Regions from separate parts of the Mus musculus genome. Here all the other regions are linked to region 3. The links are chromatin loops, found by intact Hi-C in ENCODE. Cell type or tissue: left cerebral cortex. All regions are shown on one strand.

The links. Hi-C counts contacts between places; a loop is a spot of excess contacts. Peaks named below come from ENCODE experiments on the same cell type or tissue, not always from the same donor. Only the 100,000 strongest peaks of a DNase experiment are listed, where the experiment ranks them.
Region 1: a loop joins it to region 3, with 3 times the contacts of the local background. A loop is called at or near these places in 5 of 42 quality-filtered maps.
Region 2: it touches region 3 in a loop (3-fold over the local background); 3 of 42 quality-filtered maps call a loop at or near these places.
Region 4: a loop joins it to region 3, with 2.9 times the contacts of the local background. A loop is called at or near these places in 3 of 42 quality-filtered maps.
Region 5: it touches region 3 in a loop (2.9-fold over the local background); 5 of 42 quality-filtered maps call a loop at or near these places.
Region 6: it touches region 3 in a loop (4-fold over the local background); 14 of 42 quality-filtered maps call a loop at or near these places.
Region 7: it touches region 3 in a loop (2.9-fold over the local background); 4 of 42 quality-filtered maps call a loop at or near these places.

What each region holds. Positions count from the first base shown.
Region 1 is chr7:64,571,995-64,575,994 of GRCm38, reverse strand. All of the region lies in intron 2 of Apba2 (amyloid beta (A4) precursor protein-binding, family A, member 2), which reads right to left. Among named protein-coding and RNA genes, the nearest start is that of Apba2, 72 kb to the right of the region's middle. In left cerebral cortex, no CTCF peak of the experiment used is centred here; DNase peaks (open chromatin) are centred at 199 and 1,645; H3K27ac peaks cover 1,699 bases.
Region 2 is chr7:64,643,645-64,647,644 of GRCm38, reverse strand. The region is part of intron 3 of Apba2 (amyloid beta (A4) precursor protein-binding, family A, member 2); the gene reads right to left. Among named protein-coding and RNA genes, the nearest start is that of Apba2, 140 kb to the right of the region's middle. In left cerebral cortex, no CTCF peak of the experiment used is centred here; a DNase peak (open chromatin) is centred at 2,486; H3K27ac peaks cover 515 bases.
Region 3 is chr7:64,499,699-64,503,698 of GRCm38, reverse strand. Apba2 (amyloid beta (A4) precursor protein-binding, family A, member 2) reads right to left here and starts at 1,561. Exons shown (of 15, transcript NM_001291166.1): 1 at 1,446-1,561. In left cerebral cortex, a CTCF peak has its summit at 2,080 (motif pointing left); DNase peaks (open chromatin) are centred at 880, 1,650 and 2,022; H3K4me3 peaks cover 2,653 bases; H3K27ac peaks cover 2,799 bases.
Region 4 is chr7:64,578,893-64,582,892 of GRCm38, reverse strand. All of the region lies in intron 2 of Apba2 (amyloid beta (A4) precursor protein-binding, family A, member 2), which reads right to left. Among named protein-coding and RNA genes, the nearest start is that of Apba2, 79 kb to the right of the region's middle. In left cerebral cortex, no CTCF peak of the experiment used is centred here; DNase peaks (open chromatin) are centred at 608 and 2,392; H3K27ac peaks cover 2,908 bases.
Region 5 is chr7:64,562,899-64,566,898 of GRCm38, reverse strand. The region is part of intron 2 of Apba2 (amyloid beta (A4) precursor protein-binding, family A, member 2); the gene reads right to left. Among named protein-coding and RNA genes, the nearest start is that of Apba2, 63 kb to the right of the region's middle. In left cerebral cortex, no CTCF peak of the experiment used is centred here; DNase peaks (open chromatin) are centred at 133 and 1,820; H3K27ac peaks cover 2,804 bases.
Region 6 is chr7:64,448,566-64,452,565 of GRCm38, reverse strand. No RefSeq gene overlaps it. Among named protein-coding and RNA genes, the nearest start is that of Apba2, 52 kb to the left of the region's middle. In left cerebral cortex, no CTCF peak of the experiment used is centred here; DNase peaks (open chromatin) are centred at 253, 899 and 1,646; H3K27ac peaks cover 1,061 bases.
Region 7 is chr7:64,624,334-64,628,333 of GRCm38, reverse strand. The region is part of intron 2 of Apba2 (amyloid beta (A4) precursor protein-binding, family A, member 2); the gene reads right to left. Among named protein-coding and RNA genes, the nearest start is that of Apba2, 120 kb to the right of the region's middle. In left cerebral cortex, no CTCF peak of the experiment used is centred here; a DNase peak (open chromatin) is centred at 1,633; H3K27ac peaks cover 745 bases.

The sequences.
Region 1 (4,000 bases), 72 kb before region 3:
ACTGAACCCCCGTTCTCTGGAAGAGCAGCAAGTGCTCTTAACTACTGCACCATCTCTCTAGCCCCATGTGAGCCTGTTTTATCACCAGCTTGGAGCTGGCGATGTTCACGCCACTGCTTTAATGATCAGCTTCTCTAGCTACACAGAAGAATTGGAGGTTTGCTTTTCTCAGAAGTGCTGAGAGGGTACAAAACTGCTGAAGTTCTCAGGAGACAGAAATGCAAGCTGCGGGTACACAGTAATATAGCATTTTATAGCATGTGTGAAATAGAGTATATATTCACTGTAACAAAATAACAGCCCACTCATGATCAACAGTCAGTGTGACAATGTAACAACTCAGGCAGCATGATCAACAGACAGGATGACAATCTACCCCCATGACCGAGTGACCACACGCAATGCACCTGACTGATCAACAGTCATCATGAGAACACACCTCACCTGAGAGATCAACAACTTCAGCTTAATGGTTTTATTGGCAGCCTGGAGTCGTATTTGATGAGCTGTGTTTATACATGTCTTGTTTTTCAAACTCACTGATAGGTGCCCAGATACTTCCCCACTATTCTATTTTTCATACCTGGGTAATATTCCACTTTCTTGAACCTTTGTTTGTTCATGTCTATACTGATATGTGTGGACACCCAGAGCCCTCATGGCTGATCAAAGCCTGACTGTTAAGTGGAGCCAGGTGCCTATGCATGGCCTCATGGATCTGAATACACATACATGAAGAGGAAAGCCCAGAAGCTCCTGTATCTTGGTAGAAACAAATGAACTCAGCATATAAGCTGCTTCTTGTCTATTTGTTCATTTGTTCATGCATTCATGTTTGTGGCACTGAGAATTGAACCCCTCATACACGCTAGGCTAGTGATCTACTACAAAACCATATCCAAAGCCACCTTTTCCCTTTTGTAGAGTCTCTGTATGTTGACCAGACTGGCCTCAGGAGCATGGTGTCTGAGCCTGTACCACTCAACCTGACCAGACTTAGATTTCTAAATAGCATCCTCAAGTAAAGAAACTAGGGCACATTGGACAAATGGCTGACTCTGGGGATGGGGAAGGAATACAAGATAAGCCTGAAACATCTTGTGTCTCAAAGTAAGAAAGGACCAAGGGCCAGAGAGCAGGAGCAGTAGTTAAGAGCACTGGCTGCTCTTCCAGAGGATGCAGGTTCAATGCCAAGTATCCATGGATAGCTCACAACTATATCTGCAACTCCAGTTCAAAGGGACCCCTCACCCGGCGCGCATGCACACACACACACACGCACACACACACACACAGCAAAATATCCATACACATAAAATAATTTAATCATTTTTTCCTTTAAAACAAAAAGTGCTTAAAACATGAGAAGGCAGTGGTTTGTCAAAGTGGTTCAGAAGGCATCTGAAATTTCTAATATTTTTGAACAAATCAAGCCTGTGGCACAATGGCCCCTTGGCATCCACGGGGCTCATCCGGGACCCCTTGTACACATCAGTCATGGGAAACACAAGTCCTACAGGCGACATGTTGTGCTAACTGCACAGACCTCTGCGAGTCATCCCGTGTGTTTCCAGTCACGCTAGCCTGGCTGATTCACAATCCCTGATGCGACGGAGGTGCTGAGTAGCCCGTATGCCGAGCGCTTGAGGAAACTGAGTGACAGGAGAAAAGTCTGTGCGCGTGCAGCACAGATGCAGCTTCCCCACGTGCTGTCAATCACAGGGGGATGAAGCCAGAGATGTGGCACCCCCGGATCTAGAGGGGTGTGGTGCAAAAACAGAAAGCAAAACCAGGAATCCATTCTGACACTCATGAACGTCTGAATGAATGAATAACTAAATATCATTCTCCCATACAGTCACCCGAAATCACTTATGCACACAGTCTCCCTCCAGCCCCCATCCCTTCCTTCAGCAGAGTCCTTTGGAAAGAAAGTGGGTAATTTTTCATTGATCAAGATACCACGTGATATTAGAATGACACTTCCCTTCTGTGGGTTTCCTCTTCATAACTCAAAATCCATCTAACCAGAAGAAAAAAAAACACCAGGGAAATTCAAACTAACCAAGGTGCAAAATTCCAGCCTCTATCTTCCCAAGTAGATGGAAACAAATAAATTCTAAAAACTGTCACAGACCAGGGTGGGTTCCATGGTTGTGGTAAATGGCCTACTGAGGAACCAGGGTTGGGGGTGGGGGTTCTTGACATTATCTTATTGTCAGTGCAAACTTTCCACACATCTAAAAGTATTCTGCAATGAAAACGTTATCAACAGTGACAACCACCAGAGGAACGGGAGAAGAAATGAACCAGCCGGTAGGAGCCAAGCCTGAGACATTATCCTTAAGTGTGGGAGGAGATACCTGGGGGAAAGTCTCTACTCTTTTGATCCTCCTGCCCCACAGCAGGTCACAAGCAAGATGAATACCAGATTTTGCCAGCTTGGGCCTGGAACGCACACCCCATTCAACCACAGGACAGCAGACTCACTGCTCAGTCCCGGGTTGGGGTCCAGCTGGCTCCACAGAGCTGCCCCAACTCCATCATGTATTATTCAGAGTTTAACATTTCAGAAGGTAAGCTTGCATCTCCCAAGACATGTGAGTGATCATGACTGTGACTGGGGGGCAGGTGGAGTAGCTGGGGTTTATGAGAAGCAGCAGCTACTCTCCAACAGAGAGAAGACTTGAACAGTGGCAGAGCCATTAGTGGGAGAAGCCACTGTTCAGCCCTGCTGCCACACTGAGATTTAGCCTATGGCTGCTGGAACAAACTACCGGAAATGACATCTAACCATTATCTCAGTTCTGTAGCTGAGAAATCCAGCATGGATTCTGGACATTGAACAGGGCCTCCAGTGCTCATTTATCAAAAGCTAATCCTAATGCAGTACAGTTAAGAGGTGGGACCCTGAGATGCTCAGAGCTCTTGGTCTCTCTTACTGCCTCGCTGCCCTGCCTTCTCCCACCAGTGTGGTGGGACAAGAAACCCATCACCAGAGACCAGCACCTTCACCATGAGGCTCCCCAGCTTCAGAACTGTGAGAAACTCATTTCTTATCATTTCATCAGTTACCTGGTCCCTGGCATTTCAATAGCACTGGGCTGGTTCCTGCCAGAGGGCTTCAGGGAGAAAGGCTTTCATACCTCCAGTATCTGGCTTGCTCACCTTCATCATTCCAATCTCTGTCCTGTTACCACATAACTTCTCCCGTCAGCTGACTCTTCCCATGTCCCTCCAAAGTGCATTAGCATTGTTATAGTCTAGACCTGGTATTTCCCAACAAAGGCCCAATGTTTAAGGTTTAGTTTCTATTCGGCAGCTATTAGAAAATCATATGTCATTGGAGACATGCCCTAGGAGGGGACTGTAGCATCTTGCCCTTTCTCCTTCCTCTCTCCTTCATCTGTAGCAGGGAAGTGGGGATTTGGCTCCACCACTTGTTCCTGCCAGATGCCCAGTCTCACCACAGACCAAAAGCCATGGGCCAAGAGCATGAACTAAAACTCCATAAAGATGTGAGCCAAAGTCAACTTTTATTTTCTTTTTAAACCAACTACCTCAGGTGCTTTGTTACAGTGGCACAAAGTTAACTAATACAATTATTATAACATGTGCCCACCCAGAAGATGGAGGATAACTTCTCTACCTTAAGACCCTGACTGTCAAATCAGAGGAGTCTTTGGGGCCATGTAAAGGAATAGACACATATGTTCCCAGGATCAGAATATCAGCATCTTTAGGGCCTATTTTCCTGCCTACCTCAGCATCTCAGTAATATAGGGCCATCAACAGATATTCTTGGGGAATTAATACGAGGCCCTCTGATGACAGCAGAATCGGTGGGTGCTTCTCTGTGTACGCCAGCATAGCACACTTCCCCAGAAGCTCTGTGCATCCTCAGATGGCTTTCAAACCACCCCCGATGACTTACTGTAACTAATGCAGGATCCGCACAATGAAGAAGGTCCTCAAGAACATAGAGGGCCTGAGCAAACTC
Region 2 (4,000 bases), 140 kb before region 3:
ACTGTGATCGTAAGTGCTGTCAACTTGACCCAATGTAGATTCACCTGGGAAAACAGTCTTCATGAGTGACTGTCTTCAGTGGATTAGCCCATGGGCATGTATGTGGGGGGTTGTCTTAATTAAGTTAATTAGCCCATAGTGGATGGCACCATTCCCTAGAGAGGGGGTCCTGAAGTATGTCAGAGCACAAGTGAACAAGTGGATATACATTCATTTCTCCTGAATGGCAGCTACTAAAAATTCCTGCCTTGACTTAGGTAAAAGGAAGGAAAAGCTGCCAATATTTACCAAACTCTATCGAGGAGAGGAGGAGGCGGCACCTCTTAACACATCATGAGGCACCCATTGCCTAGATCCCAAACACACGCCTTGATACCACAGCCAAAACCATACCCTCCCTACACTTCTTTACCTCCTTTCTTGGTATCTTTCTGACAAGTTGGCCCATAGTGTAGCTCATAGTGTAGCTGCCTCTGTTCCTCTAGATCTGTGAAGCTCCTCATAGAATTCATATTGCATCTTTAATTTTTGCATAGTTGAGAAATTATATATTTTGGGGCTCATATGTTTAGAGTTCTTTTCCACGTCCTTAAGGGCTGCCCTGAAGGTCCCAGTGGTTACCATTTTGCTGAGACATTAGCCACACCTTTGCCTCCCAGACTCATGCTGTGATTATCATGGAGTCATTAATAGTTAACAGGGAGGACATTCCTCGGAGGAACGTGAAAATATGTATGTTATTATACAAACAAGCCTTATGTCCATGACAGCCATGGACACTCGTGAAGGCTGGTCCTGTCACAGGGGCAGGAACCATGTCATTCTGTCCCCACCAAGGCCAAGCAGAGAGAGAGAGAGAGAGAGAGAGAGAGAGAGAGAGAGAGAGGAAAAAGAAAAAGAAAAAGGAAAAGGAAAAGGAAAAGGAAAAGGGAAAGAGAAAGAGAAAAGAGAAAAGGAAAAGGAAAAGGAAAAGGAAAAGGAAAAAGGAAGGAAGGAAGGAAGAAAAAACCACAATGAAGGGACTGGAAAACTTCCTGTTATACTCTTGTCAACTTCCAGATGGAGCTGGACCCCAAAGGATCTCATCAAGTCTCTGCAAGGTTCGTGTTTAGAAACAAGTGTTTACATGGAAATTGAAAGATTTAAACTAAATTTTATGTGGAAATGCAAAGGACAAATGCAGTAAGATACTCTTAAAGAACACGACTGGAGAACTACACAGGACAGCAAGTGCTTTATAAAAGTGAGGTAATTAAGACGCTGCAGTGTTTATCCTCTGACAAATAGGCCAGTGGGGCTGAATGCTGTCAATGATCTCATTTGTGAAAACATGACACCACGGTGTTGACATCAAGCCAAGGGAGGGGGGATCGGTCTCCGACCCAAATGTAGTTCAGACAGGAGACTGGTGCTGGATGGCACATATGACCCAGAGGAGAACCAGACAGCCAGGAAGGCACATGGCATCAATAACAAGGGAGAAAGTGGGAGGGGCCTTGGAGGTTAGGAAATTAGGCCTTGGAGGAGTCTGCAGGCAGTAACAGGGCTGTCACGGTTTGAAGTTGTCAGTACCAAGAGCAATGGTATTCAGTACCAAGAGCAATGGTATCCCGCCCTTCCTAGGATGGCTGTGGGGCAAAAAGAGAATGAGAACGAACTCTGAAAACCGCCAAACCTCAAACAGAACCGTGAAGATATTGATTAATTATGCTCGGTCCACTGGTCACCCATGAAAAGGAGAGCAAATCTTGGCATATACTTCAATCCAGACATTCAGGAAAAAAAAAAAAACCAACTCAAAGTCAAAACAACAAAGCTGCAAACATTTTAATTACAGGGGCTGAAGAGGTGGCTCAGTGGTTAGGAACACTGGCTGTTCTTCCAGAGGATCTGGGATTAACTGCCAGCACCAACATGGTGGCTCACAACTGACTTTAGCTGCAGTTCCAGGGCATCTGACACCCTTGTCTGTCCTCCATGTGGGCGTACTTGCAGGTGTTTACCCATACGTAGTTATTAATTAACTTTTAAAAGAACTGCAGAGTGCTTTCAAGTTTTTGAAGTGTGTATAACGTCCTTACAAGGACATTTACCATATTGACTTAAAATATAATGCTGATAACCCTTCATCAAAAGCTACCCTTGAAACCAAGGTAGAAAGCATCTACACATATGTTGGGGGAAATATAGCAAACACACACACACACACACACACACACACACACACACATACACACACACTCATACACATAACATGCTAAATGTATTGACTATATGAACTCCAACAAGGTGATAGAAGGAAAAAGCCAGCAGAAAAACTGAGCCAAGTACCTGCACAGTAACTTCAAGTAAGATTTCCAAAAACAATAAGAAAGTTCTAAAAGGATACTTAACTTCATTAGTATTCTGTGAAATGCAAATTTAGGCTACAGGATCTCACTACACATCTGCCAGATATAAAATTAAAGCTGACAACAGCAATTAGTAGCAAGATGTGAAGCAAACTCAACCCTGGCACTTATAGCTGAAAGTGAAATTTGGAACAACCACTTCAGAAAATGGATTAGTCGTCCTGTTCGCAAAAACGCAAATGCATTCAGGTCCTACAGCCATTCCATTAGATCCCTAGAAAGATACTCCCTAGAAATGCAATCATGAGCACCCAACATATAAGGATATTCCTAGAAGCAATAACGACCACAAAATGGAAGAGGATCTTTGTCCATCAAATGAAGAAAACACAAACTCTTGCATATCAACACCACGTAAATGTAGAACAGCAGTCGTCAGGAAATGACAACCATACTCAACGCCAGTAGATAACTCAAAAGCACAACATGATGTGAAAGAAGTTACCTCAAAATAGTACATCCATTATTTTAAAATTCAAAAATCAGCAAAAATATCACATGGACATTTCTAGCAACCTTTGGGCATTGTTGTGGTTTGAATGGGAAATGTTCCTCCATGGAGTCAAGTGTTAAACACTTGGTCCCCAGCTGATGGCACCATCTGGAAAGCTACAGAACTACTTAGAAAGTGGAACCTCACTGCAACAAGCAGATTCCTGCGGGAAGTCATCAAGATAGTATAGCCTGTCCACACTCTGTGTCTTAATCTGCCAACATGTCAGGAGTCCCAGATGCCCATTTCTGCTACCATGGAACCACCTGACACCACGCCTTCCCTACCACAGAGGCTGTATCCCCAAACTTCAATTTGAAGTAAACCCTTGCTTCCTTTCTCAAATTGCTTTTGCCACAACAAGGAAAAAAGTAACTAATATAGAAAACTGGCACCAAACGTGGGACCATAGCTATGATGAACCTGACTGTGTGGTTCTCAGCTCTTTAGAGTTAGTCTGTAAGAGGAATATAGAAGAATTTGGAACTTTGGACTAGAAAATTTCTAATGTGCTTTAAATAGAGTTAAATGTGCCATTCCAGTGGGAGTCTAAAGAAAATAATGCCAGGAGGAATGTAAACAGTGGCGAATTAGCTCATAAGGTTTGAGAGGACGATAAGGGCTCAGAGATGGAGACTAGGGGCATTCATGTTATGTTCTGGAAAAGAGTTTCACACCATCCTGCCTCTGTTCTGAGACCTTGAGAGTGAATTAAAATATAATCAGCTACATTGTTTGGTGGGACTATCTTTCAAATAGGAAAGCATCTACCCTGTAATATGGTTACTACATATTGAATTTATCTGGGTTTACAATGAAGGAGGTCAAATGGAAGAGAGATGTAAGTGTATGGTTTGCAAAAGGAAATGTACAGTTGCCGTCAAGGCAGGGTGTAAGCAGTATTGCTATTAATTAACATCATGGAAAATAAAACACTGCATGCTCTGCACTGGGACAAAGGGAAAGGTATCCTGAGAGCAAGACTTCACCCAGTAAAGGGTCCTGCTTGTGAAATGAAAACTAATTTAAAAGAGTCTAAATTAAGAATACCATTATAGGTCTTGATCTTGCTATGGACTGATCTTTCTTTGCTATG
Region 3 (4,000 bases):
CCAGTTCCACGACCCACTAATCCCTTCCATGTGGCTTGGAGTCCCTGCAGGTTCTTCGTCTGTGTCACTCACCCCTCTGTTCCAGAGCTCCAAAGTTCAGGAGACCCTCTGCAGCACACCATGACCACCCAGCAATCTGAGTGCAGGACAAAGTCACCCAGCCACTCTGCCCTGAGTCCCCTGCCTCAGATTGCTGCTGTCCAGGAAAGCCCCATCCTTGCCTCTTTGGAGGGACCGGGCCCCAAAGGGAGCCTGCCCATTGGTTCTTGGCACCTGCAGATCAGTACTTCAGAAAAAGTTGTTCACTTGGACCCTTAAAGCTTACGGGTCTTTGTTTTCGAAACCACTATCCTTCCTCAAATCTATATCCATAAAGGAAGAAGGGGTCTTGGGGTCTAAGGGGACCGGGACAAATCAGTTCAGACATGAAGAAAGGCCAAGAAAAACAAGCAAGGTTTAAGAACTTCACCGTGCACAAGGCCTGAGTGAGCTGGCTTTATTTAAATTCGAATTTAAGTTTGGCCTCTGTCAAGTCACATACAAATAAACAGATATTAAAGAATTAAAAGTCTTCCATAACTGAATTCTAAGTTAAGACTAGTAGGCTTTATTTAAGGCGCCTACAGCCAGGGCAAGCCCTTGCAGAGCCCCACTGGTACCTGCTCCTATCCCTACCGCACTCAGGGGAAGTTCACCCACAGCTTTGGCATATAGAGGCCTGCTGCCCATACTGCTCCCTGTGAAAACAAGGCTTGAAAAAAGCTGGGATCAATGTTCCCCTTCATCCTCCATACCCAAGTCCCCTTGCCGGGCTCTGCCTGCCAAGAGGAAGCAGCCAGGATAAGGGGCATGTCCCCGCCGCATCCCCCCAGAGAATACGGGGTGTGGAATTTTTAACTGAGTTTCTCCCCCGGGCCTCATTATAAAGGGAAAGGGGAGGGAGGGGTACAGATCAAAGACCGGTTGCCTGGAAGCAGCGAACCCAGCAGCGACCCCAAACTCCCGAGTTGCCGCCCAGCATCGGGACTTGGAATCAGTGCCAAGCAGCTCCCCTCTAGACAACCCCCCCCCCAACGCAATAATAGGGGGACCCAGACGAGTGACCATCTCCTCTGGCCACACCAGGTAGCCCCGCGCCGCCGCTTCGCAAGCCCCTGATAACCTAGCGGCCAGCTGATCCCTGCCGCGCCCGGCCGCTGGTCAGTGGCTCGGAGGGTCCGGTGGGTCCGGAGAGAGAGGGGCGCTGGTCCGTAGCACCCCCCGGTCCCAGCGGTGGCCCGCTCTGTCGACGATGCCCCTCTGCCTCTCCAGAGCCCCACAAGGTCCGAAAGGGAGCGCTGGGACCACAGCATCCGCGCCCCCCACTGCGCCCCGGCTCCCCCCACGCGGAACCGGGCAACCCAGGCTGCTGCCGCGGAGACTCTGGCGCCCCGGGCCCCACTTACCTGCGCCCGCGCGGGTTGCGCGATGCGCCGCCGCCCCCGACTGGGTCGGCGAGGCCGAGAGCGGGGCGCCGCAGCAGCTCTTTGTGAGCCCGCGCCGAGCCGCACACCGAGACTGCTAATGAGCCCGGGAAGCTGGATAGCGGCGGGCGCGCCCCGGACGCCGCGCACGACACGCAGGGCCGCCTCTACCGGGCGCACGCGGCGCGGCCCGGGAGCACCCGCACCCGCACCGCCCTATCCGCCGCCACACCGACCGCCCCCGCTCCTCCTGCGCCCGGCCACGCGGGGTGGAAACGCTTTCTAAAGAGACCTTAGGGAATCAAGGGATTCAAGACCGCGCGGCCGCGCAAAGCGCAGACAAAGATGCTTCGGCGCCCAGCGCGGCGCCTCCGGGTGCGGCGCGGGGACAGCGGCGGGGACAGCGGACGAGCCCACCTGGGACCTGGGTCCTTGGGATACGGGCTGAGATAGGCTCCGCGAGTCGCGGTGGCCCCTTGAGGAGCACACAGGTTCCTGGGAGTGAGCTGGGACCGGCCAGTTGGGGAGCCTTAACAGTCTGGTCCTGGGCAGGCAGAACAGGTGAAGGAGATGCTGCCGGTGCCCGCACCCTGCCCCTGACGCCGCGCTGCCCCCTGGCGGGCTCCGGAGAGCGTGCGGCGCTGAGGGGCTGCGGCGACCGCGCCCTGCTCTGCCAGCTCCGCTCTATGCGGAGCCCCGGCCGGCCCGAATCCCTTGACTCTCTAGGGTATTGTGGCCCCAGAAAGCCTTTCCTGAGGGGCAAGCCTTGTCCTGCTTCCCCACAGTCAATCACCAGAAGCCTTCTGGCCACAAGGTCTTCTCACCCGGTCCCTGATAACCACACACAAGGTCTTCTCACCCGGTCCCTGATAACCACCGAGTCTCTGATACCTGTGTTGCCTGGGATGTCCAGAAGGGAGAGGGCCCCAACCTCTAATACCCCCAATGAGAACCAGTTGGCTACCCTCAGTAAGAAACAAACCTCTTGAAATTCTTGAACGTTGGGCTTTATTGTCACCTTTGACCTTTCACTCAGCCCTATGCATTTGTGGCAACTTGCAGGTTTAAGGCACACAGGGTGCTCTGTTTTAGGGAATGGGGGGCTCCACTTCAGCCCCCAAATGCTTCCAATTGGCCTGGTTCTCCCTCTTCCTCTCTCTCTTCCTTCAGTCCTAGCCTGAGATGAAGGCCAGGTGGCAGAAGATCAGAGGAATGTCACCAAAGGAAGAGGAGGGTGAGTGGGGTGAGAAAAGAACTTCCTGATGCCCACAGTGACAGAGGTGACCCCGAGAAGGGCCTGGAGAAAAACTGAATACAGGGGCAGACCTAGTAAGGACCTCCTAGGCCTGGGACCTGTCTGCCTCCCTCTCTTTCACCCTCCATTACCCCACCCCCCACCCCTACCTCACCAGTCAATAGCAGAGCAGCTCTGGCAGCTCAGGGACCAAATAGGTCCACCCTAGAGCCATTCTTCCTCCTCCTAGAGCTGACCATTCCTTCTTGCTTGTTGTCCATCACCTTAAATATTCTATTGACCCCCCTGACAAAAAGTTCAGCTCAGCTCTAAATGCAAAACTGTTCCATTGCACTGACTGCTAAGTGTGAGATCCAGATGTGTCTGTCTGCTCTGCAGGGCACAGGACATTGTGCACACTAGCAAGCACTCCACCTCCCTACCTGGACCTTGCCCAAGTTAAAAAATAAAATGGGCAACTCACAAGAAAGGAAATACAAACGACTTTTAATCTCTTAGCACTTCTATTACCCTTTCAGGGTGTGTGTGTATGAGTGTGTGTGTGTGTGTGTGTGTGTGTGTGTGTGTGTGTGTGTGTGTGTGAGTGTGTGTATGTATGTGAGTGTGTGTGTGTGTGTATGAGTGTGTGTGTATGTGAGTGTGTGTGTGTGTGTATGAGTGTGTGTGTGAGTGTGTGTATGTATGTGAGTGTGTGTGTATGAGTGTGTGTGTGTATATGAGTGTGTGTGAGTGTGTGTATGTATGTGAGTGTGTGTGTGTGTGTATGAGTGTGTGTGTGTATGAGTGTGTGTGTGTGTATGAGTGTGTGTGTGTGTATGAGTGTGTGTGTATGAGTGTGTGTGTATGAGTGTGTGTGTGAGTGTGTGTATGAGTGTGTGTGAGTGTGTGTATGAGTGTGTGTGTGTATGAGTGTGTGTGTGTGTGTGTGTGTATGAGTGTGTGTGTATGAGTGTGTGTGTATGAGTGTGTGTGTGTGAGTGTGTGTATGTATTGAGTGTGTATGTATGTGAGTGTGTGTGTGTATGAGTGTGTGTGTGTGTGTGTGTGTGTGTGTGTGTGTGTGTAGGTCATTACAACTTTCAGGAGTTGGTTCTCTCCTTCCACCATGTGATCCTGGGGATTAAATTCAGGTCATCAGGCTTGGCTGCAGACACCTCTAATTGCTGAGCCATCCTACCAGCTTACAAACAACTATTAAACATACGAGGGGCTGGGAGTGTGGCTCCACAATGGGACACCGTTGTAGAGTACATGAGACCCTGGCATCCACCCCAGCATCACA
Region 4 (4,000 bases), 79 kb before region 3:
AAAAATATTTTCTTAGCAAAAGGCTGCTGAGTGACCAAAACAGTTTTAAGTATATGACTTGGAGCCACATGAAAGAAAGCCTTGGAAATTCTCTGATATTAAAAAGACATTTCTGTAGTCAAATCAAACTTGGGAATAACCACTAAAAAAATGACTCTCGTGCTCTGAAAGTCTAATGAGGTCCGCAGAGTCTGGGGCTGTCTCCTAAGTTTATGTAGGCTTGGGTCTGATAAGACTGGCAGAGCTACGATGCTCACAAGCTCTGGGCAGCTCTGCCCTGCTAGGGCAGCTGTGGGCAGTCAAGCTGGAGCTGAGCACCACCTGCAAAATACACTCATTAGAGCGTGGTAATTAACTCTCCTGCAAGAGCATCATCTACAGAAGGCAGCCCATCCCCAGCCCAGAGACCGCACTGCCGCCCCGAGGGCTCTTTACACTGAGACGTTAAGCCTGTGATCTGGCCCAAAGTGGCATCATTTTGTCCTAACCCATATTTGCACTTACAGCTCTTTGCAGCTTCCTCAGACCCATCAGGAGAGACTAGCTTCTTCAGGCAACAAGAAATCCCTAAATTGTAGTGCCTTGGCCCAGTAATAATTTTTGTCTTGCTCAGTCTCCTTTGACCCCAGGGCAGAGGATGGCTATTTGATGTGAAGATGCCTCCCATGTGCACCTGGTGTTGGATGTGACAGACAAGAGCGTTGGCTTCAACCCACATGGCCAGTGTGGGAAACAGTATGATGTGTCTTCAAGAAAGCCCGCTGCTAGGTATGTATGTATGGATGAAAACTGGAAGCAAAGATCTTCACAGCGGTAACAGTCCCAGCCGCCATCACATCATCAGTGAGTAGACAAAACACGATCCATACACACACTGGGCATTGCTTACCCTTGACCCGTCTGGAAATACTGGGGCTAGGGAGATGCCCAGTGGGTAAAGTATTTGCCATATGTAGGCACAAGGTCATGAGTTCATATCTCTAACCCCACATAAAGAATCGGACTTCTCCACACACATCTGGAATCACAGGGCTGGAAGGTGGGAGCAGGACTAGATCTAAGTCTTAGGTCTAGGACTGGCTCTAAGGCTCACTGAGATGGTGACCTGGTCTCAGAAAAACAAGGTGGAGAGTGACTTCAAAAGACACTCTGTGTTAGCTGGGCAGTGGTGGCACATGCCTTTAATCCCAGCACTCAGGAGACAGAGGCAGGCAGATTTCTGAGTTCAAGGCCAGCCTGGTCTACAGAGTGAGTTCCAGGACACCCAGGGTTACACAGAGAAACTCTTGTCTCGTAAAACCAAAAAAAAAAAAAAAAAAAAAAAAAAAAGACAGTGTTGGCTTCTACCCTACACACATATATACACAGAGAGAAAGAGAGACAGAGACAGAGGCAGACAGACACACAAGCACACCAAACGAACAGAATGGAAATTCTGAGATGTGCTGTACGGAGGAGCCCTCAGTGAAGCACGCCAGTCGAAAGCACACATACACTCGAGGCCCCGGGTGTGCCTCTCAGTGATTTGGTGAAGATTCTTCCGAAGTTACACCTAAGCCTCTTAGGCATAGCTCCACACGCAGTCAGATTCAGAGAGAAAGAAGACAGAATGATAGTGGAAGGTTGGGGGTGGGGGTGGGGAGAGAGGGCGTCAGTCACGCTTAGCAAGTTCAGGAGATGAGTGGAAAAATAAACACCCTGTGCCGCTCGCTCTCAGCTGTGCTATGTGACACACATGAGTGCCATTCACTGTCCACCTGGAACTGATCACATAGGGATACGGGTGTGTCTGTGTGTCGGCGTGTATACACATGTATGTGTCTGTGTGTGTCTGTGCGTGTGCATGGGTGTGCATAGGTTTGTGTCTCTGTGTGTTAAGTTTAAAGCTAAAACATGCTCTCATTTTTTAAACCTTTACCGTGGCATCCAGGACTCACTGGATAAATTCCAAACTCTAGATATTATTCCATAAAGCCTTCCAAAGCCCTTGCTGGCTGCACTTACTGCTGTTGCTAGCTACACCTGTCTGTGCCCTTTGTGCATGCAGCTCCCATGCTTGGGACACCATCCTGTCTTTCTTTCCTCCAAGTGCCCATGGTGCTATAAAATATGATACTCGACCACATAAACGGGGGCCCTCCCTGTCCCTTTGCCACACCAGCACTGGGCATAGCACCTGCACGTGTAAGCAAACTGCACCAATTCTTTACATCTACAGATATCCAACCTGGTGGCAAAGCCTGCACGGGAGACCCACATCCTCAGACCAGAGCCACTCTGGCTGTGACACTGGTCTTCTGTTCACGCAGCTTCCGAGTCTGCAGAGGAGGTGGGTGCAGCTCTTTGCAGATCTTGCAGCTCCTGTGTGGGCTCAAACCAAGAGAGGGATACAGATAGCCCTGCAAACCACCAGAGCCTTGCTCACTAGACACCCATGGTGGGAACCTGTCCAGAGCTCTTACAGAGGCCATATGTGCCCTCCCCCCAGATGCCTGAGCAGCACGTGGAGAACTCTTTCTAATTCAAATTCCTCATATGCTTATGAAGATGGAAACAGCTTTTTAAAAAATTATTTGACTTCATTGTTATCTACAGTTCAATCAATGACTATAAAACCAGCTTTTCAGACCCTCTTAATTACCCAGAAGAATTCCCACAAAAGATGCATGTCCCTGAATAGAGCAGGTGGGCAGCTACAATCAGGTTTCTTTAATAGACCTGATGTTCCTCTTGGGGTAATTTAAACAAGCCATGACGGCTCAGCCATTAGCGTTAATTATAAAAGCCTCAGACAGCTGCATAGTGGGAACCTGGACAGGACTCCAGTCCCGGCTCTTTAGCAAATCCACCTCTGAGTGCACAGTGTCACCCTTCGCATGCTCCAGGGCAGGCTTCCTGTCACCTACTGAATGGTAGGCATGGTGGAGAAAGCTGCCCTTGTGGGTCTCTGAAGACCCCACAGGCACATCATGGGCAAATGCATTAGAGAGCAACAGAATTCTAAAACCAACACAGAATAGAGAACATCACATTACTGCTAATGAACCAAAGAGCTTCTGTGGAGATGAAAGGAAATCAGAGTGTGGAAAAGGCCTACAGTTTCAGACTCCACTCAGCGCAGCAGAGCGAGCCTGCATCCTGGGGTGTGCAACTTACGAGTTAGCCAATCATAAGCCAATCTTGGGCAAAATATCCAGGAAAAGAAATGTCTCTTTACTAAAGGTGTCTTTTTCATTATTATTACATTTTATTTATTGCCAGGGGTAGGCACTGGGCATGCCGTGGCATGCATCTGGATCAGAGGACAGCCACACTCATCTGGAATCCCACTCGCTCCTTCCATCACGTGGGTCCTGGTGATTAAACTCAGGTTGTCAGGATTGGTGGCAAGCACCTTTCCCCACTGAGTCATCTCCCTGGACCATGAACATGTCATTTTTTTTTCTTATCATTATCCACGAAACAAAGCAGTGTGACAGCACCCAAGTTGTGTTCAAGACTCTGTGTCACTGAGAGATGATATGATAAAGTGCTTGGCCTACACATATGAAGATGTCACAGTGAAAGGCATTCTTTTATTTCCAATTAATGTACACTAATGTTTTTTTAGAGGATCTCACTCGGTAGCCCTAGCTGGCCTGGAACTCAATATGCACACTAGGCTGGCCTTGAACTCACAGAGGTCCTCCTGCATCTGCCTCCTGAGTCCTTGCATTAAAACTCTGTCCCCCAGGGCCAGACATGGTAATGTTCACCTTTAATCCCAGAACTCAGGAGGCAGAGAGGGGCAGATCTCTGTGATTTCAAGGCCAGCCTGGCCCACAGAGCAAGTTCCAGGACAGCCAGGGACATACCCTACTCCTTATAAAATAATTTTTGATAAATAAATTTAAAGCATGTAGGGAAATGTGCTTTAAGTTCTACATATGCCACCATTTTATACACAATGAACCTGAGTATCTGGATTCTGGCAGCCCTCCTGAAACAAACACCCCAGGAC
Region 5 (4,000 bases), 63 kb before region 3:
GAAATAAAAACGTTCGCATCCCTGAGCCAGATGCAGGCAACACCCTGGTTAACCCACAGACACTCTGCTGAACTGAAAGAACCCTCCGGGCCCACCGAGGAGGAACGGCTCCTGAGCCTAGCAAGCCCAGCAGTGAATCTAGAAGTGACATTTTGTGCCACCTCCACAAAGTGATGCTAGGCTGCCTCTCCAGCCACATGCTGAGAGAGAGAAAGCCATCCCAGAAGGGCTGGTGACTACAGCTTTCAATAGTGATAAAATGAGGTTCTAGACGTGGGACAGGAATGCCAGGTCACCCTATGAGCCCTTCCCCAGAGAAATAAGGGACAGGTTGTAGATGTGCATAACCTCCCATTTGTGGGCCTCCTTGGGGACTAGGAGTTACAGAATAGACAGCTCAGACAGTTCTCCTGGGAGGCCATGTGGTGGGACACAGTGGTCAGTGTGGCCCATGATGATAACCTGGCCAGCAGAGGCAATAAGCACCAAAGAGCCTGCATTCCCAATGTCCTGGTCCAGAGACTTGCAAGGAGATAGGTGGCCCAGGGGGGGAGACAGGGGCTTTGCTTTGCCTCCTGAGTCAGACTTCTAGAGGTACCTGACAATTGCTAAGTCCCCAGTGTCTCATGGGCCACTCCTAAACCTCTAGAGAGGTAGCACCCAGCCATATCCTGCATGGTTAAAGAGCCCCTGTCTAGAAAGACTGTGGACACAGAGTTCTTCTAAGCATCTCAAAAAGCCAGCCAAGAGGCTTCCGAGGGATCTAGGGGGGACACAGCAAGCATGAATATCAGGCTCAATATGTTCTCAGCAGGATCATCTCTAGGGTGTCTCCCCCAAAAGAAGCAAGAATTAAACACCTGCTGGATACTAAAAATAACAGCATGGACATCAGGAGCCAGACTGCCTTTTCTACAGATACCACACCCTCAGCCTCATCTATAAGCAAGATCAGGTGCAGGTCTGATGACAAGAAGGGATACAGTTAAGGAGGGGAGGGACACACACACACACACACACACACACACACACACACACACACACTGCTTTCCAGGACAAAGCAGGCTCTAGCTAGGGAGGAGACTTGGGGTCTCTGCAATCATCTACCATACCACTGGACACCATTTCCCTGAGCTGGAAGAAGCTAAGACTCTCATTTCATACCAGAAAGCTCCAAAACCCATCTGACTTCCCTAGTCGGGGATGTGTGTGCCTACAGGGCATGTGTCGAGACACTGTGGGGTGGGGATGCTGCTTGAGGCTCCTTTAGTATCCAGCATAGTGGATAATAAATGTGACACAATAGAAGGTGCAAAACAGCATCAGATAATGACAGCCATGGCCCTGGGGAAGCACTAGCAGGAGACACTAATGCTTCCCCAATAAAGCTCTCAACCTGGCATCCACTAGCACAAAACTCCACATAGGCAAGGTATTCACAGGGACTGACCCAGTCCTGGCCAGAAGCACAGAGCTCTCCCTAGTCTCTGCCACTGGCTGAGCAGGATACAGGGATCTGCGGGAGGATGCTGCTGAAGCCCAGAGGTCCCTGCATTGGAGCTGGGCAACAGGCAGGGGCATGGCCCACATAGGCAGAAGGGCTGGCCTCATGCTCCGGTTTCCTGTGCTCAGGGACGGCAGCTGTGCTCCTCAGCCACGGTGGGCGGCAGAGCCACACTTCCTTGGTGTGATCTGGACTTTAGGGAGATGTCCTTCCTCCTCTCTCTGTGGAACTGGGAAAAATAATTAAGAGGAGAGCAGATGGCAAGCACTTCAAATCTGTTTGTGAGAACTAAATCAACAAGATGTGGGAATCTGGGAGAGCTTGCTTCTCTGGATGAGTGGGCACCCCACGCTCCAATCCCCAAAGCAAGGCAGTGGGACTGTGGACAGGGTGGGCGGGAGCATACAGTGAGAGGGTAAGAGCCCAAAATCCAGAAGCAACCATAGAAAAGCCACCTTCTCCTATGGCAACCAGGCTGCCTGGAAGGCTACAGAGGGACCCTGGCTTCAGCACCACCACAGGGCACACAGATCAACGTGCCTAGTGAGAAGCCAGCTACTATAGCCCTGCATCTGGAATGGTGATTGTAGGCTAATTCTTCTCCTCCCTGAGACCGGCTGAGAACCTCTGAGAACCTCTCACCCACAGGCTCTCTTAGTACCTGGGAGTGTGTACTTTATAGAAAAAGGAGGTTTATTAAGATCGTAAGTTTAGAAGCATAAAGTCCATGGCTGGGGGATCTATCTTCCAACCTCAGATAAGTACACCACTGACAGCATCAGAACAAGGTAGAGCAAAGGAAAGAGCTGCATGCAGATGAGGCCACACATATCAGGTAGTTACTTTACAGCAGCCACTGTCACAAGAACTATGTAGAGTACCATGAAAATGACATTAATACCTTCTAAGCACATGTTCCAATTATGTGATATCCTCCCAGTAAGCCCCACCTCTTAAGTTCCACCATCTCTCACTGAAGCAACCAGCATTCGCTCAGGATAACCCAAGACCAAGTTCTTGGCAAAAAGGAATTTATTTTCTCCAGAGGGACAGAGAGCAGGGAATAAGAGAGGAAGATGGGAGATAGAGGATGAGAGAGAAGGGGAAGGGAATAAGGGAGAGGGGAAAGAGTGTTTGTCCAGGGTGGGGACAAAGGACTCCCTCTGGATAGAGAGGAGAAAGAGGTGGCGCATAGGCAAATGACAGTTTATAAAAGCAAATTGGGAAGCCCCGTGTTAGAATGAGATGTTTAATTTTGATTCTGCATGTTAATTAGGTGAGTCAAAGGGGGCTTTTGATTGCTGGACTACAATACTTTGATAGCTGACCTTGGTAGTCAGCCTCAGGAGGAGGGAATTGCCAAATAAGGAATGGACCTTAGTGGCTAGCTTTAGAAATGTAATTTAATGGTTTTTTGCAAGGCAGAGGAAATGGGATGAAGGGCAAGGCCTGCCAGAGCCATGCTTGCCATGTTCAGGCTGGCTAGAGTCCCTCCCCTCATAGACATCAGACTGAGGCTCAGTCATCCAACACATGAATTCCAAAGAGAAACCATACTGGAAACACCGAGCAGTCAAGTTCACCAAAGCCATCAACCACAGGAGAAACCCTCCAATTAGCAGACCACGAGTCTTGGACCTGTTGGTTGGCACTCAGGGTACTTTCATCGAGAGCTTGTCAGACCCTCATATAAATGTACAGATAAGAGCCAATCTTCAGTGGAAATTCTGTGCTCTGGAACTCGTTTGGGAATAGGTGACAAGACAGAAAATGGAGTCAAGTAAAGAACACAGATCCACATCTAGAGACTACCATATCCAGGGATCCATCCCATAATCAGCCTCCAAACGCTGACACCATTGCATACACTAGCAAGATTTTGCTGAAAGGACCCTGATATAGTTGTCTCTTGTGAGACTATGCCAGGGCCTAGCAAACACAGATGTGGATGCTCACAGTCAGCCATTGGATGGATCACAGGGCCCCCAATGGAGGAGCTAGAGAAAGTACCCAAGGAGCTAAAGGGATCTGCAACCCTATAGTTGGAACAACAATATGAACTAACCAGTACCTCCGGAGCTCGTGTCTCTAGCTGCATATGTATCAAAAGATGGCCTAGTCGGCCATCAGTGGAAAGAGAGGCCCATTGGTCGTGCAAACTTTATATGCCTCAGTACAGGGGAATGCCAGGGCCAAGAAGTGGGAGTGGGTGGGTAGGGGAGTGGGGGGGAGGGTATGGGGGACTTTTGGGATAGCATTGGAAATGTAAATGAGGAAAATACCTAATAAAAAATTTTAAAAAAAAGAACACAGCTCCAGAAAAAAAAAGTCAGGAAAATTAGAGAAGGGTCCCCAACATGTAAAGAGCCATAAGTCACCCCATCTTCAGAGGGGAATCAGCCAGCTGTGATCTGAAAATCAATGAACTTTCTTAGACCTATCAGTGAACTTCGGCTGCAAATGCCTCCCTTCCCCAGGATGTGAAGAGACAGGTGA
Region 6 (4,000 bases), 51 kb after region 3:
CTGACAGCATGCATTGAAAGACTTGTGCACCGCTTTGGAATGGGCAGTGCAATGAGTCTGGTTTGAAGTTCTGAAGGAGCAACAGAGGACATAAGGAGTGGGTGGCCTCCTCCCTGGTTGGCTTGTTAGGGTTTTACGTCACTGGGCCCTGTTGTTTCCCTAAGAGCCTGATAAAAAGATATGTAGGTTCACACCACCTTTCCAAAGTCCCTTTTTCACATACCCATATATGGTAAGGAACATAGACGATTTTTTTGGGTGTTTTTAAAGCTCTATAGAATTCCATGAACAGATGTGCCCTCCACCCAGCACCTCGTGATTCACTGTTAGATTGTTTATACCCACGTGCATTACGAACTGTTGTCATCACAAACACTCTACCCTATAAGTACCTAGAAGTGGGTCAAGCCATATCAGGATGTGTAACTTGGACCAAACTTGCCAACTACCATAGCAACAGTACTGTGGACCAGAAACCTCCCCGTTCAGGGGCCATGATTCATATAACAGTGTCTGCTGACCACTCCCTCTGCCCCCCAACCATCAACAGTGTTATAAAACCATTCTCATCTCTGCCAATCTGGTCAGTAAGAAATAGCAGCTCAGGGTGTCCTGGAGCCAGTCTGCTTCACTGTGTATGAGGCAGAGAATCTTTTGCCATGCTTCTATGATTCTGTTAGCACAGGTGTGCTTTTGATAGACAGATAGATGATAGATAGATAGATAGATAGATAGATAGATAGATAGATAGATAGATAATCAATAGACACACAAGTGCATAACACTCTTTTTGCCAAGTGCAGAACAGATTGTGGGGACCAGAGTGGATGCTGCAAGCCCAGATGAAGGGGGATGGGGGAGATAGCGGATGGCAGATGGACTGAGAGCTAAAGAAAGAGGCCTTTGTCAGCTGCCTGTGTGTGAGTGTGTGCGTGCTCTTAGCGGGAGGTCTGCTGAGGGAGCGGCCCTGCCAGGATTCCTCTCCATTCTCTGGCTTGTGCAGTGAGAGGGAAGATGGTGGCCTTCCTGGAGACAGGCAGAGCTGAAGGAGGGCCAGGTTGAGGAAGAGGGTGCTCCAATATGTTTCCATGGTTGCTATGAGAACCCTGAACTTGCATTTACTATATCCTGTGTCTTCCTCCTACACCTTAGTGGAGTTTCACATTTTAACACATGTTTGAGATTTAAGTTATTTCGAATACCAAGCCAGTATACCAGGCCATCTATAGTATGTGACTTGTGAGGGCTCATTTGCATAAGAAGGCAGTGAAGGAAGGTGGAGGATCACCAGAGGGACCTCTGGACCTAGATGCAATGCTGGAGTAACTCCTGCTAACTGAGGGTGCGGCGAGGCAGGCTACCTGGATTTTTTTTTTTTACTTCCATCTTTGCCCATTTGAGATATCTGAAGTTCTTCGATCTTCTTCTTCCGAGGTCCTTCTGAACCTCATAGTGTGTGTGACATTTGTGTTCTCTGGGTGACTGCGCCAGATTCCAGCTAAGTCCCAGAGTCTACTCTGCTTAGTGAGAAAAACAACTACAGGGAAGAAAGCATATCGGTCACAATGACATAGTATGTTTATCTACTGGAACAGCAGGCTCTCGCCTCCCAACAGCAGCTAAGTTAGATGTACCCGTCCATGTGTGGTATTTCCCAGGAACCCCACCCTTCTCCCCGTGCAACAGCTCAGATTACTGGCTGTGAGTACGATCCCCAAGTTGGCAAAGATCAGAGCATACACAATTTCCTGGCTTCAAATTTGCTTCAATTAACGCTTCAGAAATGAAAGACAAAAGGAGTGAACCGCATTTGGTTCCCCGCTCGCTCGGGGCCTCGGTCAGTGGGTTTCACACTGCTTCCCAATCCGCAGTGTGAGCATCGCCTCATAGCTGATGTCATGGACAAAATCCCAGGCCTCACCCCAGATCCACTAACCCAAAAATTCTCAGCGCAGTGCAGTCTTTAACTCGCCTACCAGCCCACCGGATGATTCTGGTACACACTTAGGACTAAGAAACGCTGGGCTTTAGAGCCACTGAGAACACTAGGCACATTCTATGGAGCGGATATTCCACACACGGAGGATAAGAAAGGCTGCTGAGGGACTAGATACTGCTGCCATAACCAAATAACGGAGACTCGGTATCTTAGAGAGGAAAACGGGCTCTCATTCCTCGTGGTTGTTGAACTCCAAGGAAGCAGTGTGACCCTCATAGCACATAGCACCACATGGAAGGGGCAGCAGGGAAGAGACTGAGATGCAGGACTAGAGAGGGAGTAGGAGACCAGGGAGGAGCCAGGCTCAGTCATAGCAGCCTGCTGTATGGAATTTCCTGAGACCCAGCCCACCTCAAGAGACTTGCCTCCATTCTCACACAAAGGCCCCACCACATTTCAGTACTATCCCACTGGGAACAAAACCTTCATCACATAAACCCTTGGGAGACAAACCACGGCAGGGCCATGGGAACACCCTGAGAAGAGAAGCCTGGTGGATACAGACACAACCCAACCAGATGAGAGCTCGAAGCTGACCACAGTTTGGTGATGAGACACACAGAGCTGGCAGCAGAAGCCTGGGACACAAGGTCTACAACAGGCAGCAGTATGGAGGACTTAGGACAGGAGAGAAAACCTCACAAAAGTGCTGGAATGAGCTCATGGGCCCAGCTAGAGTCCAGGACATTGAGCCTTCTCCCCACTCTGATCTGCATTGGCCTACAGCCCTGGGAGCTGGCCTATAGAACTTAACTTCTCTATGGAGTCATGATTCATCTACTATCAACACAACATTGTGTGTTCACGTAATAAAATCACTCCCTCCCTCAAGGGGACATCAGAGATATGGCAAATAAAATAGGTTAAAGGAAAGTAGTAAATTCATGCTTGAGACTAGTGATAAAAAACAGACTCCTGAGGCCAGGAGTGGTGACATGCGCCCTTGATTTTGGCGCTCAGGAGGCAGAGGCACGGGGATCTCTAAGTTTGAGGCCAAATATCTCTAAATTTTGAGTTTCAAGACATCCAGGGCTAGAGAGAGTGACCTTGTCTCAAGGAGAAGAGGAGGAGGAAGAAGAAGAGGAAGAAGAGGAGGAGGAAGAGTCCTCCTTGGACTTAAAATAGTAATTTTCTTCTTAAAGAAGAAGGAGGAGGAAGAGGAGGAAGAGGAGGAGGAGTAGGAGGAGGAAAAGCAGACATGGTGGTGAGATTGAGGCAGGAGGATAGTAGTGAGTTTAAGGCCACATAAAGAAACTCTCTCAAAAATACAAAACAAAGGTCTGAAGAGATAGTTAAGAGGTTAAGAACACTCGATGCTCTTGCAAAAGATCCCAAGTCTAATTCCCAGACCTCACGTCAGGCAGCTGACAAGCATCTATAACCCCAGAGCAAATGATCTGATGCCCTCTTCTGACCTCTCTGGGAAAGTGCACACACAAGATGCACATAAACTCAAAAAGGAATACTGGTGTCTCTTCTCTCTCTGTCTCTGTCTCTCTCTGTCTCTCTCTCTCTCTCAAAAGAAAAAAAAATAAAACAAAACAATAGACCAGACAGTGCCTATCAAAATCAACACAATTCACTTTCAGTTCAAAATACACTTCACAGCTCTTTCCAGGGCACCAAGGACACATAACACATAAACAAATTCTATGTTTTTAGAATTGGGTATTAAGTAATTGTCACATTATATAATTATTAAAGTTTTTAGTTAATGTAACTATTTGCAGATGATGTCTAGAATTAAAAGAAACATAGGTATAATCTATAAGGACCTGGAGAGATGGCTTCGAGGATAAGAGCACTGACTGCTCTTGCAGAGGATCCAGGATCAACCTCCAGCACCCACCTGGCAAATCACAAACACCCATGACCTCAGTCCCAGGGGATCCGATGGCCTCTTCTGGACTCCAAGGGTACTAGGCCATGGTGTGTTGACATATATGCAGACAAAGAACTCATTCATACAAATAAAATTCATTTTAAAATTTTTTAAGCAAT
Region 7 (4,000 bases), 120 kb before region 3:
CCCCAGCCTCCTCAGCCACCCCAGTTGGTTTCCCTTCTCACTGTCATTTGTTTTCCAAAGCAAATGAAGCTTCTATTTTTGCTGTGGGGAGCCTGGTGCCTCCCAATTCCCAGGTGTCCCCTAGAGGATTTTGCTTTTGATTCAGGCAGCTTGGGGACTGAAGGGAGGGCTTTATAGAAGGCTGAGAGCCAAGCGCAGCAGGGCCTGCCAGCCCATCAAAGGATGACACAGAACCCACAGGGTGTGCACAGGGCAGCAATGCCCGTGTATAGGCTCCCATGTGACCTCAAAGGGCAAGGCTAGATGAAGCTCATCATCGTGTGCTAGGGTTCAGCTGTGTCCGCCACAGTTCACCCACAGGAGATCTAACCCAAATGCGAGTGCTGAGCTGCAGGACCTTTCAAAGGTATTTAGGTCAGGAGGTCTCTGTCCTCATGAATCCATTAATGTGGGTGGTTCATCTATCACAGGAGTGGGTTTCTGAGGGAAGATGAGCTCAGCCCTCTTCTCTTTCTCCTCCCTCTCAGTCTCCTTCTCTGTCTTCCCCTTTCATCTTCTGCCACAGGTGACACAGGTCTTATCAGACTCCAGTCCCTTCATATTGTTTTTCCCAGACTACAGAACTGTGAGCCACAGAAACATCTATTCTTTACAAGTTATCAAACCTGTGGAATTGTACAACCCCAGTAGAAGGGGGACAAAGATCTGCTTCATGGATACAAACCTCTTCCCCTTCTCAGCCCCATTCACAGAGGAGGAAACTGAGGCAGATGAATTAGCTCAGTCAAGGCCACAGAGGAAATACCGAGCCAAAGATCTGATCCTGGCAGGATGGCCCTCGAGTCCACACTCTCAGCCCTGTGCCACATTGAAAGCAGTTAAGAGAGAAAACATATCTGCAATACATAAGTCAAACAATAGATTAGGCTGACCACAAGAAAAGACAAAATGGGGCAAAGAGTAGGTCCAGCCATCCCAAAAGAACAAGTAGATAAAATCAATTAGAAATAAACATAAATATATGAAAGATGTACTGTCTCATTGGCAGGCAGGGAATAGAAATCAAAGCCACATGTGGTGTCTTGGTGACTTTCCTATTGCTGCATACATACCACAACCAACCAGTTTATAGAAGAAAGAGTTAACTGGGGGTTTGCAACTTTAGAGGGCAAACCCATGACCACCGTGGCAGGAGCATGGGAGCTGAGAGCTTGCTTCCTGATCCACAAACAGGAGCCAGATAGAGAGTATGTGAGAACTGAGTCTGGTGTGAGCTTTTGAAACCCCAAAGCCCAGTAATTGACACACCTTCTCCAACAAGGCCACACCCCCTAATCCTTCCCAAATTGTTCCATTAACTGTGGACAGAGCATTTGAATCTATGAGCCCGTGGAGGTCATTCTCATTCAACCCACCACAGGCAGAGCCTGCATTCAGACTAACAAACACTAAAAACAACCGGAATGCTGAGTGTTGTCAGGGAAAGAGCAGAGGGGAGCCTCACACGAACTGCAGAGGAAGCTGCTTGCTATACCCACCCAGTCCAGAAAGCAATTTGGCTACTTCTAGTAAAATTCAAGATTCACAGCCTCAACCCCACAGCAATTCCTTGTTAAGCACGCCTCATGAATCTGGCTCACGTTCACCAAGATACACACATAAATATCCATGACAGCCTTGTTTGTAACAGCCAGAGACTGGAAAGCAGCTGAACATCCATCAATGGGAGCCGACAAGCAACACCGCCACGCAGCACCACCCCAACAGGGCGTGCTCTGGCTACAACTCCTGTGGGTGAAACTCTCCAGCAGAAGGTTAAGCAAAGAAGGCAGCTACAGATGAAAAAAATAAATGCTGTGACCTGGTATCATTTACAATATGCTTTGCAGACAGCCCGTAAAAATAACGGGTAGAGGCATATTTACAAACGCAGTGCAGGAAAGTAACAAATGAAAGGAAGAGTGCTCCCTGTGGGAGGCAGGAAGATATGAGCAGGGAGAGGTCAGATACTGATCTTCCCCCTAGTGTTTTAGATGTGCTCCCATACTTTTTGCCAAACCCTTCAAAAGTGGACTCATCTCCCCTTCCCTAGGGCACTGGACAGGGTGTCTTGTTCCTAGTAAAAAGAAAAAAGCAGACCTGACACTGTGACTACTAAGACCAGACATTGGGGACACCATGCTTCCTGTTGACCTGGCCACTGTAATATGAGCCTAGATCCATCCCAACATCTTGCCAACAAGCTACTGAAGGTGTTTTATTATAAATCTTTACTGAGAATATAAATAAGAATCTCGGGCTGTCAAGATGGCTCAGCAGGTAAAGTCACCTCCTGCCAGGCCCTTTGACATGAGTTCAATTCCCGGGACCCAGAGTTTTAGGAGGAAAATGACTCCTAAAGTTATCCTGTGACCTCCACATAAGTGCGTGGCATGCATGTGTGCTCATGCACACACACACACACACACACACACACACACACACACACACACACAAGCATATAGCTGAGAACAGACATAATATCATGCCTAATGAACCCCAAGCTCCCATGCCCTTTTGGTAGAGCTCTTGGGCTGAGTTGACAAAGTTTAATCCAGGCTTTTCCTGATGTCTTTTGACCTTGGTTTGTCAGAAAATGACATTGTGTTTTCTCATCATTCATCACCTTCCAGCTGGACTGAGGTCGAGTAAAAAATGCAAACAGAAAAAAAAAAAGTGTGCTGGTCCTTAGCACATGCACTTATGTCAGCACCAAGGGGGCTAGCACTTCAGTAGGATGTGGCCAGCCCAGTCACTGGCTGCCTCCTCTTCCCTGAAGAGCCTGCTGCCAAAGCCTCCCAGCCACTGCCACCTCAGACTCAGCCCTTCAAGATCTTAGAGGGTGGGGATGACAGGCAACCTTGCACTATGGGGTTTGAGACCCAAGACCCAGTCCCCTCATAGACAGCAGAGGCAGGAGCATCTGCTTATGTTACCAGGCTATGTCGACTGCTGAGCTCAGCTGTTCTTTGGAAACAGGGCCCTGGAGTTCCTCTCTGGCCTTTGAGAAAATAACCTTTCTTGAGAGGAGTCAACTCCAAGGGGCCACTGGAGGCCCGAGGTTGGTGCCAGATGGAGATTGGGGGCTCTGTGATTGTAGCAGTCATTGTTCGTCACTGTGACAGAACACGGGAGAACAGTTTGCTTTGTCTCTGTTCAAATGCTTCAGTCCCATTACTTCTGAACTGGGAAGCAGCAGTCATGGCAAAAGGGAACCAACCAGAGCTGTTAGACACAAGGTGGGAGAAGGCAAGATCCCATTGTGCCCTGCAAGGCATGTCTCCACCAACCTAACTTCCTCCCTGACTGTAGATCTGCCTCCTTCCAATAATGTCATAGGATGGAGACCAAGTTTCTCATGCATGGGTTTTTGTTTTTGTTTTTGAGGGGTAGGGATGTCAGGGAGAGGAGAGGAGGCATTCAACATTAAAATTATAATAGGAACCCTGGTCAGAAACAACCTCAGTCATTAAATGAAAAGGGGGTTCCCTAGGAACCTGTGTCACAGACTTGTGTGGCTTAAATGAACTGTGAAAAACATGTATTTTGTTCTAAGGCTGTCAGAGCCATAAAGCTGGAGCTACCTTACCCTTAGTCACACCATCCCCAGCACAGGTGATGCTAGTCACCATCCCTACTATGTGCACTCCAAGTCACCCCGTACCATGCCTGGCATCAGTAGTACCAAGTACCATGCCTAGGGTACCTGACTTCACAGCCCACCACTTTGCCACCTTTGTACCCACAATCTCCAAAGTTGTGAGCTGCCTAAGCCACACATCAAGTAGGAGAGTCTGAATACTCTCTAGAACACATTTAAAGGGAAAATCAGTAGAGGAGACCGACCATATTCCTGGGGTGCCACAGGTTTTCTAGCATGGCTAATACTCAAGAAAAAAATCTGGTCCAGGAGTGGGGACCACAAGATGGCCTCAGTACTTTGGATCAGAAGGTTCTGTGA